Regions from separate parts of the Homo sapiens genome. Here all the other regions are linked to region 2. The links are chromatin contacts, found by Hi-C or POLR2A ChIA-PET in ENCODE. All regions are on one chromosome and are shown on one strand. Each heading gives the region's core, a stretch centred on a gene start or an enhancer-like site at or near the end of the contact. The rest is flanking DNA. Distances are from core to core; before and after follow the strand shown. Region 1 overlaps MGARP (mitochondria localized glutamic acid rich protein). Region 2 holds the start of SETD7 (SET domain containing 7, histone lysine methyltransferase). Region 3 overlaps MAML3 (mastermind like transcriptional coactivator 3).

Region 1 (4,044 bases), core at 681-3,180, 290 kb before region 2:
TGACTGAGCCACGAAATAAGCCAACCCTGGATATCTAGTTATATAATAACAATCTATCTAGTTATGTAATAATGATCTTTGTCATTTAATCCCTTTTGAGTATGTTTCTGTTATTTTTAGTAGAAAATGGAGGAAAATGCATTTGTATGTGTGGGCAAGGTCTCATTGCCCTCTAGCTGAAGAATGATAACAACTCCAGAATCCTATTCTTAGAGCCTGCTTCGTAGGATCACATGCAGTACCAATGATCTAAAGTGATATTCCTTAGAAACAGGGATTCTTTGGCCAGTCTTTTATGAGAAGAGTATTCCCCGGAGAATGGAGGGAGGAAAGCAGAAAAGGGCAGGGGGAAGAGCTAAGCAGGGAAGTCATCTCGGCTGGAGACCAGCTTCAATCTGCTCCTTGGGGTGGGCTGGAGCATGAACTATTCAATTGTACTGCAGAGTTGGTGCCATCTTTTGTAATACTATGGCAGTCAGTCATTGGTTGTGAACTGCCTATGGTGAGGGTGGGGTGTGGGGTGTAACACTCATAGCAGCTGGGGATAAATGTACCCAGTTAAGGGGTCCAATTAAGGGGATCTAGGCAGAGCATCGGCAGTGTCCACTACAATTTCCCAACTTACTCCATAGCCAAAACCTTACATGACCCTGCATGATCTAGCCCACCCTGCCTACCCACTCCCTTTCTCTCTGAGACCATCTCTGGCTACTCTCCCTCTTTTTCACTCCACTTTAGCCACACTGGCCACCTCGCAATTCCTCAAATTCCCAGCAGGATCCTGTTTTAGATCCTTTGCCCTTTTCTGTTCCCTTACCTGGCTGATTCCCCTAACTCCTACCATTAGATGGTCCCTTATATATCTTTCAGGTTTCTACGCAAAAGACACCTTCCTAGTAAGGCCTCTTTTGGCCATCCTATCTAAAATTACAACTTCCACCTCAGACTAACACTTACAATCCTTTTATTTTCGTTACTTTTATCCTTAGCACTTATCAGTACCTAACACACTATATCATTTTCTCATTTGTCTTCTTACCTGGTTCCACTCTAGAATATAAACCGGGAGCACTTAAAACAATACCTATTATGTTGTAAGTGCTCAGCTAATATTTGTTGAACACGTGAATGAATGAAAGATTCCTGGCACAAAGTGCTAATCTTCAATAAATATTGTTTGAACTGAACTGAAACAGAAAATATCTACATAGTCCCCTGTGTAAGTACTATAGATGGGAGAGGGCATACATATTGTTACATGCAGGGTTCTCCATAGATTATATGCTCTTTCTTCAATAATATTACGAAAGCCTACATTTCTCATGTGATGTTATGTACCTGTATGTTAATATGTATTATTTGTACATGCAAATATTAGTGAAAAAAGTAGAAGCACCAAAGCTTTTCTAATTTTATTTGACTCAAACTATATTTTAGACCTACATATCATACAATAAAGTAAGCTGAAAGCATAGTGAAATTAAAGTAAATACAGGTTGTATGGATAGCTCAATTTCTTTAATATAAAATGTAAATTCAGAGATGACTGGGATAAAAGAAAAGTGTCTAGAAAAAAAAACCAAAGATGAAACTATTTAAGCTCTTTACTGCAATGTCATATTCTGATCTCAGACAGTAGAAGAGTAGTAAGAAATGTACAATCTCAAGTCTCTCAGTCCTAAAATCTATCAGTGGATGCCAAAAATCTTCAAGACCCATTAACGTTTTCTAGAAAATAAGTCTTTTTTTTTTTAAACTAAGTGTACTAAAAACACAAAAGCACTTATCAGACACCCTATGGCATTTGTTGCTGAAATGTCTACCGGCTGGAGATTAGCCTTGAGCCGAAGCAGCCTCAGAGCCAACACTGGCTTCCTCCTGTAAATCATCTCCAGCAGAGGACTCTGACTCAGCTGGAGAATTTTCTTCTTCTAGTTCAGCATATTCATCAGAGGTTTCGTTCTTTGTTGTATCTTTATCATTATCGATGGTGACAGCTTCATCCAGGGCAGCATTTGTAACCTCTGGGGTTGTTTCAGGGTTTACTTCCGTGGTTTCCCTCGCCGCTGCATCTGTGACCTCTGGCCCGGTTTCAGCACTGACTGCTGTGGTCTCCGGAGCAGCCTCCACGTGACCTGGACAGGCAGATGCCTCTTTTATGACCACAACTGTAGCACTGGGACTTTCTTCAGCATCTACCACCTCAGCTTCCACTATAAGTTCTTCTGGGGCTTCTGAACTTGCTTTCTCAGTTTCCGCAACATTCTCCTTTTCACCTTTAAGAATTAGTCATTAAGCAAGGTATTAATTTAAAGATCGTGGGAAGGCAATGAAACACTGCGGTCGTTTAAACACCTAAGACAGAACTACATGCACTGATGTGTAACAGTCTTCAAGGTAGACTCTCAAGTGAAACAGCAAAAAAAGAACAATGTATACAGTCTGCTACTATTGTTAGGGCAAAATGAGGTTGGAGCAGGAGGGGGGTAAGTTGTATGCCTAGATAATTGTATTTGCAAAAACTCTCCAGGAGGATTCCAAGAAACTGGTTCTATTGGTTGCCTCTTGGAGGGAAAATGGGGGATCTGCTTTTCTGTAAACTCTTTGAACTTAAAAAAAAACACACTTGAATATATTACTTAGGCAAATATGAAGAATACAAAAATAAGTAGCTATCCTATTCACCTTTCATATGAGACAGCATGGAAGAGTAGCCAAGTTCCTAGCTGGTGACTCAGAAATCACTAATCCTCTCTCAATCTCATTTTTGTCATCTGTAAAATAGGGTATTGATAATATCTACTGCACAGGGTTATTGTAAAGATTAATTAAAATACTGTATATGAAAAGGGGATTAAAATAAAAAGTTCTATGCAAATGCTTATTAGTATTATAAACAACCGCATGATTATATTCAATAATATGTATTGATGATATTCTGTTTCTTATTATTGTCATGACAGGTTAAAACTGATTCATAAGCCCCTAATATCTCTATCCCTAAATAGTGATCATAGTAATTGATAATAATAGCTTGGAAAAAAGTATGGTTTAAAGCAAGAAGTGGCTAGGCATAGTGGCATATGCCTGTAATCCCAGCACTTTGGGAGGCTGAGGCAGGAGGGATCACATGAGGCCAGGAGATCAAGACCAGCCTGGGCAACATAGTGAGACCCTGTCTCTGCAAAACATAAAAAATAAATTTGCTGGGTGTAGCGGTGCATGCTTGTAGTCCTAGTTGCTTGAGAGGCTGTGATGGGAAGATTGCTGGAGCCCAGGAGTTCAAGGCTGCAGTAGGCTATGATTGCACCACTGCACTCCAGCCTGGTTGACAGAGGGAGAGCCCGTGGAGGGAAGGGGGAAAGGAAGGGGGAAGGAAGGGAGGGTGGGAAAAAGAAGTGTAGGAAGGAAGGAAAGAGTGAAAATATAAAGTTTCTGTTCCCATGGTCACCATTTTATCAACTGAAGGACTCATTATACACAACTGATTCTATTATGTCAAATGTACCTTGTTTGCACAAAGGCACACAGGTGGTCTTAGCCAAAACTGAAAGATAATTTGTTATATTATTATTTTTAGATAATGAGAAAAATGAAAGCTCATGCCTGCATGGGTGGATGCCTGAGCAGGGGAAAATAATATTACCACACAAAGGAGTCAAAAGTCACTGGTCAGCAATATAAATGTAAAACATTCATTTGTCAAATGCATTCATCCAAAAGGTGTAACAGTGTTCTTCAGGTTTCAGTTGAACTTTTCCTTTCTAAATGAACTTATACCTAGAGTCATTCTGGATTAAGCTAGGAAAGAAGCCAAAAGCAAATAGTGTTCATTGCTAGACTAAGTGGATGGAAATTAGTGCCTCAAAAAATAAATAAAAATAAAAAATTAAGAAATTCATTTACCTTGAAATGGATGTATCTCTGCTTTTGTTTTTTCTTTCAAATTTGTTTTATGTTCTGTGTGTTTGGCTTGGTCTGATGTGACTGTCTTGTAAGCCTGAAAGTAAATGTATGCTTAGGTTTATTTCTTGAGCTTTAAGA
Region 2 (3,877 bases), core at 826-3,325:
CATTATTAATAGTGTGCCCTCTCATTCTCAAGGGGGTTCTGATTTTGGACAATAATGTACATAATTACCCTATAAAACAAAACCATCCCTGTTTATATGAACTTCCCTGTTTTCGAATCCAGTGGATGTTCTCAAAAAACAATACTGCCATTTCTAAAGCTCTTGGTCACAGTCTGCAAAGGAGCCTGAGGACTATGGACAACTGGACATATGTTTGTAAACAGCTTCAAAGGGGAATGGATGTGGTTTAACATGGAGAACAGTACCAGCAATTAAGGGTTTGTATTTAATTTTTACAAGTAAAAGTAAACGTTGAAGAAAGAGAGCAAGCCCTAACAATCTGAGATCATTTTTCCTTTATCTTTCACAACATGGAGGCACAAGAAGTCAACAACTTTTAACTTCTCAGAAGGCTCCCTGTGGATCAACTCAATCAATGTATCTGGGCCTCACTCCAGTAAGCCCCAACATTGGCTTTATTTATTAGAGAGATAAATAGCTCTGTGAGTTCACAACATGGTGAAAATTTTCTTAACAAAAACCACAGTCTTTAATTGGCTTCGAAGTTAGATGAAGAAATAAGTTTTAATATTGGCATTACATTGGATACTTTTCAAGAGTTCAGAAATATTAGTCTGCTTAATCTCCCCTTAAGATCTCAGAAGCACTGCAAAGGGAGTTATGTTTATGAAAACATTAAAACTGATTTTTCCCTAGTGTAACAATAACCATGTATCCTTATGCATTTGTAGTGTCGCCACTTTTTTTCTTTATCCTTCGTCAGAACTTGTGTTTATACAAATCAGACAGAAACCAGATTCAACCAACAGCTAAAAATTATTTACTCACATGCTTAGTTTAAAACATTCTGGTATCATACCACACCACACTGAAAAACATCACGACGTACTGTATGGAGTGGAACCAAATAAATACGCTAAAGAGTATTTTCCAGTATTCGCTGTTACAAAATCATAACATCCTATGATACAAACAACGAGATTGTATAACGTCCCCACATCGTTTTTTCAGAACTAACAAAAAAAAAAAAAAAAAGGTGGAGAAACTCAGCAAAACAAAGTGGCGAGAAAAGTCGGGGGAGGGGCGGTAGAAGAGAAGGGGCGGAGAAACACGACACTGAGGCGGTGATATCACCCACAGCCAACGGCATGGAATTCAGAAAGTTAAGTGTCACCCAGCAATCTCGGTGCGGACTCGCGGCGCGCCTGCACAGCGTGGCGGCTGCATCCCAGCCAAGCAGGAAGGGGGAGGGGGAGGCCTGACTGAGTTCGCTCGGGGGCAGCTGAGGGGAGGGCTGCCCGCCTCCCGGACGGCGCACGTTCGAGTCCCGGGTCGGGAGACTTGTCCGTCGCCCGACAATGATTTCATCTTTTCGGAAGAGCTGCCGCCTGGGCCGCGGCTGCCACGTGCCTGGTCTGGCCCCGTGCGCTGCGCCGGGGGACCTACCCGGACGGGGCCGCGGCCGCCGCGGGGCGCAGAGGCAGCAGAAGGGAAGGGCTGGCGGCCGGGAGGGGATCGGGGTGGCCAAAACTGGGCTAGGGGATTGCTCCGCGGAGTCCGCCGGCCTCAAGGGGCTGCCCTGCGGAGTGCACCCACCCTCCGCGCCCAAAGGCGGAAAGGCCAGAGCGCGGGGCAGGTTTCGCAACTCCGAGGGTGGATGCAGGCTGTGGCCGGGCGGGATGGAGCGGCCGTGCGTTTCCAGCGCCCCCGGCCTGGCGGAGCCCCATTCTCGGCCTGCGCCCCGCCGCGCAGTGCGCGCTCCCGGCGGCGTGACCGTGGCTGTCGGGCCCCCGCCCGAGCCGGGCAACCGGCCACCCGTGTAGGGGACAGTGGCGGCCGCGGGGCCCGGCGCCGCGCTGTTCGCAGCCCGCCACTCCTTCCGCGCTCCAGGCCCTCTGCGCCTCCTCCCCCGGCCCCGGAGAAATGCTTGTACCTTCCACCGCCTCCTCCACCATCTCGTCGTCGCTATCCATGGCGGCTGGGGACACTGCCCAGCTCGGGGCTGCGCGGCTGCCTCCCGTCCCTCTGGGTGCTCCCGGCGGCTGAGCGAGCTCTGGGGCTCGCGAGTTTGGAGGAGGAGGAGGAAGAGGAGGAGCAGTCGGGGCTGGCTCGCACTGCCTCCCCCTACAGCCCTTTCAATTCCTTGGCCTTCAGCTGCTGCGGCAGCAGCCGTCGTCCCCCCTCCCTTCGCCCACTTGCCCCTCGCCTCGGAGGCTCCGGTGTGCCGCCTTGGCCGCTGCCGCTGCTGCAACTTTCTCCTGTAATACCCTCTCTTTGTTATCGAGCAGCTGATCCGCTGACATCACCCAGCGCCGGTGCGCTCCCTCCCTCGCTGATTGACAGTTCCCTGTCCCTTTCCAGAAGTAAGGCTCCTTAAAACGAAAGGCGCTCCGGGGCCGCGCGTATTCCGCGTCCCAGCCAACCCGCCTCCGGCCCGTCAGCGTTTCTCTTTTGCTTAGGTGCGGCTTGGCGCGCCCCGAGCGCTCAACGCGGTCCTGGGCGCTGCGGGCTTCTCGCGGACACTTGGACCGCCCGTAGGGGCTCCGAGCTCCCGACCTCCCGTTGTGCCGGGAGCAACTTGAAAGTCCGTCGTGCACTGTCCGTGTTCCCTCGAGACAACCTCCAAAGTGCCAGGGAAGCTAAGGAAGCGTTTCTGACGCTCTGGCGCCTGGACTTCCTCTCACCCTCGCCCCCACATCACCCCGTCGCCACCGGGAGCTGCACGAGTGCGACACGCAAGGGAGCGCAGGTGTCCTCGCGGTCCCGCATCACATCCGCAAGCCGATTTCCCCAGCTCGGGGGCTGTTATCTGGCCCGGATTCCGCAGGATGGCGGGTCCACCCCAGCGCCCCCACTCCCCGCCCTCCTTCGGGTCGCCAGGCCCTCGGGTGATTCAGAAATTCATCAAATCCAAATGGCAGCGGGCTCTCTGTCAGGCAGGAAACAAGCCGCACCGAAGGCTCGGCAGGTTCCTCCTTGCTGCTGTGGTAATGGAAAAGGAGCCGCCGAGTGGAGCTAACGAGGAAGGAAGGACCCTCCGTCTGGCGCGCCTCTTTCCCGCGCCTCCCGCCCTGTACGTGTGATGTCCCCAGCTGTCTCTCTGTTTCTCCAAGTGCCAACCACTTCACAGATTCAGGCGTCCTCAAGTGGAGAAAACCATTGGGCACCCGGCTTCCGGCCCGGCCACTTAGTGTCGTTATGGCGCTGCCTCTTACAGGTGGCGGTAAAGGGCGACTGTAAATAGCCGATTAAACAGATGTAAATGTACACAATGTACCGTGGAATTACCGGGTGCCGCTCTGGGCACCCGCCAAGAACAGCTACTGCATGGAGGGGAGGAGGGAGCAAAAAAAAAGTAATTCCATTTTGTTTTCTGATCAATGAATGAGACTTTGGGGATTTCAAAATACTTCCAGCGCCCAGGAGACTACTCCTTGCTTTTGGCTCTGTGCTTAAATGGTAGATATTTTTGTCAAGTATTGCCGGCTTGTTTCTTAAAGTCAGCTTTTCCTCTATGAAAAAGAGAACAATGCTAGGGACATTAGCCCCACACACTTCCAGGAATTTCAGCCCCTTTGACTGTTTTAGAAAGGGGAGGGTCCTGGACCAGAAGTTAGGAGACTTGAGTCCTGGTGCTGCTCACCTGCAGAGGTGTCTTGGGAGCCCAGCCAGCCAGCCTGAATTCCTCCAGATTAGAGGCTTAGTCTACATTGACATAAGGTCCTTGGGGCTTAGGCTAGAGCACTCTGAGGTTCTTTGGCTCAAGCAAGACACCCTCTAGCTTAGTCTATACCTCTCTGAAGTCTCTTGGCTTAGGTTTGACCTCCTTAAAGTCCTCCAGTGCAGATACTGGGAG
Region 3 (3,484 bases), core at 197-2,696, 330 kb after region 2:
TTCACTATCATAAGTAACACCATGAGCATAATCTTTGTTCAACCATCTGATCAAAAAGAATAATATGTAAATTCTGAGAAATGCAATTACTAGATAAAACACATTCAAAATTTTGAAATATCTTTTGTTTCTATTTTTGTTTCCCTGTTTTTTGAAATATACAGGAAGTAAGCGCATTCCTATTCATTTCTGAGATGGCATTTTATACAAATGTTCCAAATAAGTAAACATCTGTAAAAGACAATTTTCTTGAAATAAACGTGCCTAAAAGGCTTTGCTGCTGAAGTCATTCATTAAAACGAAATGTTGATCATGGTCATTGTGATCAACAAAGAATAAAGTGAGTTTTCACTAGCAATAGCAGAAAACGAAACTGAACTAAACCTATGTATAATTATATTTTATATCGTACCTGTAATTCGTGCTCGTATTTGTGGAATGTACCCGCATATAATGTAATGAACTATTCTGAGAACTATGTAAATACTGCTTCACAATCAGATAAAAACAAGAAATAAATGATATGTTTGCAGAAAGACATTCACATGTTTATATATGTATTTTGAAGCTCGTTTCAAACAGTGGTGAGTTAATATTTCATTAAAAAGCACGCTTTTACCTGATGAGATTTTGTGAGGTTAAGAAGTGATTATTCTAATGAGGACTCACAAAAGAACATTCTGTCCACACTGAAAATACTTCGTGAGACGAGAGAAGAGAGGAGGAGCACACAGATTTAATCCAGAAAAACATCACTTTGCTTCTTCAGCTGACTGAGCTCTTTCAAAACATGACCTCTGCAGCTACCAGCTTCAGTGACACATAGTTAGGCAGGCATAAGGACCTCAAAGAAGTACCCTTAAAACTCATGTTCCCGCAAAGACAGGAACTTGTCCCAAGTTGGCACATTTTGAAAGACATTTAGTGGGGGTGAGGATAGGTGCATCATTGCACTCACATGTCTGCAGAGCCTGTGAACTGGAATTAATTATTCATCTTTGGTCTGGCTTGAAGGAAATACTCTACTGTAGCTAGTGTAAGAACAGCGAATGTAGAAGCACAATTTGTATTAACAACAGACCATTCTGACAGCTTGTGATCTCATAAACCTTCTGACACGCCTGGGCTACTACAAACATTCATGTATATTGCCTATATTTCTGCCTGCTTCAGAACTTAATCTGGAGTATATAAAATGCTGTTATCTCCCCAATGGTATATATTCTTAATGAAACTAAGATAATATATAGAAGTTCACATTTCAATGATATTTTTCTAGTAGCTACTGATTGCAGTCAATGTAAACCAAGTTATACTTTTATTTATCCAGACGGAATCTTTAGAGCCGGCTGGCATGTGCAGACAAGAAGCCACTGTGAGGTTTGGGGGTTGTAAGGCTGAGGACAAGAATGAAGCCACAGAGCTCAGGCCTGTCTCTGCAGGCCAGCACCACCTCCAGCCCTGCAGCTCCATCAAGCTTGGGGTTTCGGGGGTGGGGTGGGGCACTCCAGGAGCTACAAGATGCAAATAACCAAGTGAGGCAAGATCTGCCTGCGTTATTTCCCAGTGCTTCTAAAGTACTCAACTGTGGACACCTACCCAAGCACTAGTTAGAACCTGTTTAGACATGAGGGCCTCTAAAGCAAAGACTTTTCTGCAAATTCTCCAAGTAAAATGACCATGTCTGCATCCTGGAAGAATTGAGGCACAGCACAGCAACTGGCAGTAAGATGATCTCTCTTGAATTCATCCATGTAGGGCAGGGGGAGTCGCTTTAATGGGCATTTCCCCACTCTCTCCTTCAGGGTAGAACAAATGTTATATTAAAGGAGCTTTGGCTGTTTGCCACTGGTCAGGATGAAGAGACTGAAAAGCTTGTCAATGACTATTCACTTCCCGACTGGTTGCTGCTCATTTTTTACCATGCATACCAAGAGCCCAACCTCCCATGAAGGAGGACAGTGGGAAAGTAGAGACTTTAATACAGCACTAAGATATATTCACCATCACATTTTCCTGAAATAGAGCTGATTGTATCAGAGAGGTTTCATTGCACTCCCAAGTAAGAAGACTGAACCAGCTTCTAACTGTTGCTAGTCTAGCAGCAAGTGTTTAAACATTATAAGGTCCTACAAAAATCTACCCTCCACTTCACTTTGAAAATCCAGAAAGCTCTCCTATATTTGAATATCAACAAGCCAAATTTCCCATTATTCATAATTCAGTAGGACAGCTGAAGGCTGCTCAGGGCCTTATAAAACTGTTGTAGACAGCCCTGAATGTCCCCTGCTTCCCACCACCCAGAGCCTGGGATCATGCAAGCTGGGAGAGAAGCTACAGAGGTAGTGCCGTGTTTGGTGGAGTGACCTCTGCAGCCTCCCTCCCTCAGAGTGAGAATTTTATGTAATTCTTATCTGCAGTTGGGAATAAAAGAAGTTTGATTCCTAGACACTGAAATACACGAAAGTTTATCATGCCACCCTTTTCCATTTCTTAGGAGAAATGGAAAAAGAACACTCCAAACCTGGCCACTACCTGAGGATGTGTAAAGAGGTTTTCTGCAGGCAATTAGACCCCACTACAGTGGAAGCTTGTAGAACATCACACATCGACAGTCTGAAATGCACCACAAGAACTGCTCGAAGAGTGTGTCACTTTCACACTTACCTGACCGTGGGATGGAAGTGCAGCGTAAGCCATGGGCTGATTCATCACTCCTTTCTGCTTCATGAGAAGCAGGCGTTTCTGGTCTTCGCTCAGGTGTGCCCTGGGGGCCTGGAGCTGTGGAGGTGGCGGCTGCTGCTGCTGCTGCTGCTGCTGTTGCTGTTGCTGCTGCTGTTGCTGCTGCTGGATATACGGCATCAAGGGGTTTTTGTTGGGGTTGGCCACTGGTGGTGTCATCCTCTGACTCAGGTCTGCATTGAAGTGGGTCAGGGGTTTAGTGTTGCCATAAGTCAGAATATTGTGCTGTTTGTTTAAGGAGTTTGTACCCAAGTTATTTGGCTGCTGATTGATCATATTCATGTGATTCTGAGGGAGGTAGTTATTCATTGTTGTCTTCTGCAGGTTGTTTGCCATTGGAGGCACTATAGGGTTTTGGTTGTTAAAGGCTTGGGGGTACATCATTGGGCTATTTGGTTTTTCTGCAGTAAAAGCTGCTCCATATGGACTAGAGGGAGGTCCTAAGGGAGACCAATTTGAAGTCTGATTTGAGTGCTGTTGCTGCTGCTGCTGCTGCTGCTGCTGCTGCTGCTGCTGCTGCTGCTGCTGCTGCTGCTGTTGCTGTTGCTGTTTCTGCTGCATGAGTTTGGCCCTTTGTTGCTGCTGTGCAGCCATCTGTTTGAGCTGTTCTGCTGGAGACATGTCAGAGCTGGGCACAGCCACAGGCCCTGACGCTGAACCGGCCACTGTCACTGCTGCCGGATTCAGGAGATAACCATTTCCAGGCCGAGGTGGAGCTTGGCCTGGAGTGTGGGCTTGGTTT

The links. A loop is a pair of places that touch in the nucleus more often than their neighbours do. ChIA-PET counts read pairs that join two places held with the same protein, here RNA polymerase II (POLR2A). Pooled maps may share reads with other maps.
Region 1: a pooled map shows a loop between it and region 2 (8-fold over the local background). The contact joins the enhancer-like site here to the promoter of SETD7 in region 2. A Hi-C loop is called at or near these places in 7 of 50 pooled maps. POLR2A ChIA-PET finds 5 or more read pairs at or near these places in 2 of 52 experiments (H1 and activated T-cell).
Region 3: POLR2A ChIA-PET joins it to region 2 with 15 read pairs in MCF 10A. The contact joins the enhancer-like site here to the promoter of SETD7 in region 2. POLR2A ChIA-PET finds 5 or more read pairs at or near these places in 2 of 52 experiments (MCF 10A and PC-9).

The regions. Positions count from the first base shown.
Region 1 is chr4:139,264,766-139,268,809 of GRCh38, forward strand. It overlaps MGARP (mitochondria localized glutamic acid rich protein), which reads right to left. Exons shown (of 4, transcript NM_032623.4): 3 at 3,907-4,000; 4 at 1,400-2,276. The coding sequence ends at 1,834. Among named protein-coding and RNA genes, the nearest start is that of MGARP, 13 kb to the right of the region's middle. RefSeq lists enhancers at 1,382-2,581, 1,920-2,249 and a silencer at 2,390-2,489. Within about 2 kb of position 1,931, at least 24 of the 41 ENCODE cell types and tissues checked have a DNase peak (open chromatin) inside an H3K27ac peak, as active enhancers do.
Region 2 is chr4:139,554,144-139,558,020 of GRCh38, forward strand. It overlaps SETD7 (SET domain containing 7, histone lysine methyltransferase), which reads right to left and starts at 2,076. Exons shown (of 8, transcript NM_030648.4): 1 at 1,955-2,076. The coding sequence starts at 1,994. RefSeq lists silencers at 1,384-1,573, 1,704-1,873, 1,934-1,993, 2,214-2,323 and an enhancer at 3,064-3,233.
Region 3 is chr4:139,886,690-139,890,173 of GRCh38, forward strand. MAML3 (mastermind like transcriptional coactivator 3) reads right to left here. Exons shown (of 5, transcript NM_018717.5): 2 at 2,668-3,484. Among named protein-coding and RNA genes, the nearest start is that of MGST2, 220 kb to the left of the region's middle. RefSeq lists an enhancer at 1,358-1,497. Within about 2 kb of position 1,447, at least 6 of the 41 ENCODE cell types and tissues checked have a DNase peak (open chromatin) inside an H3K27ac peak, as active enhancers do.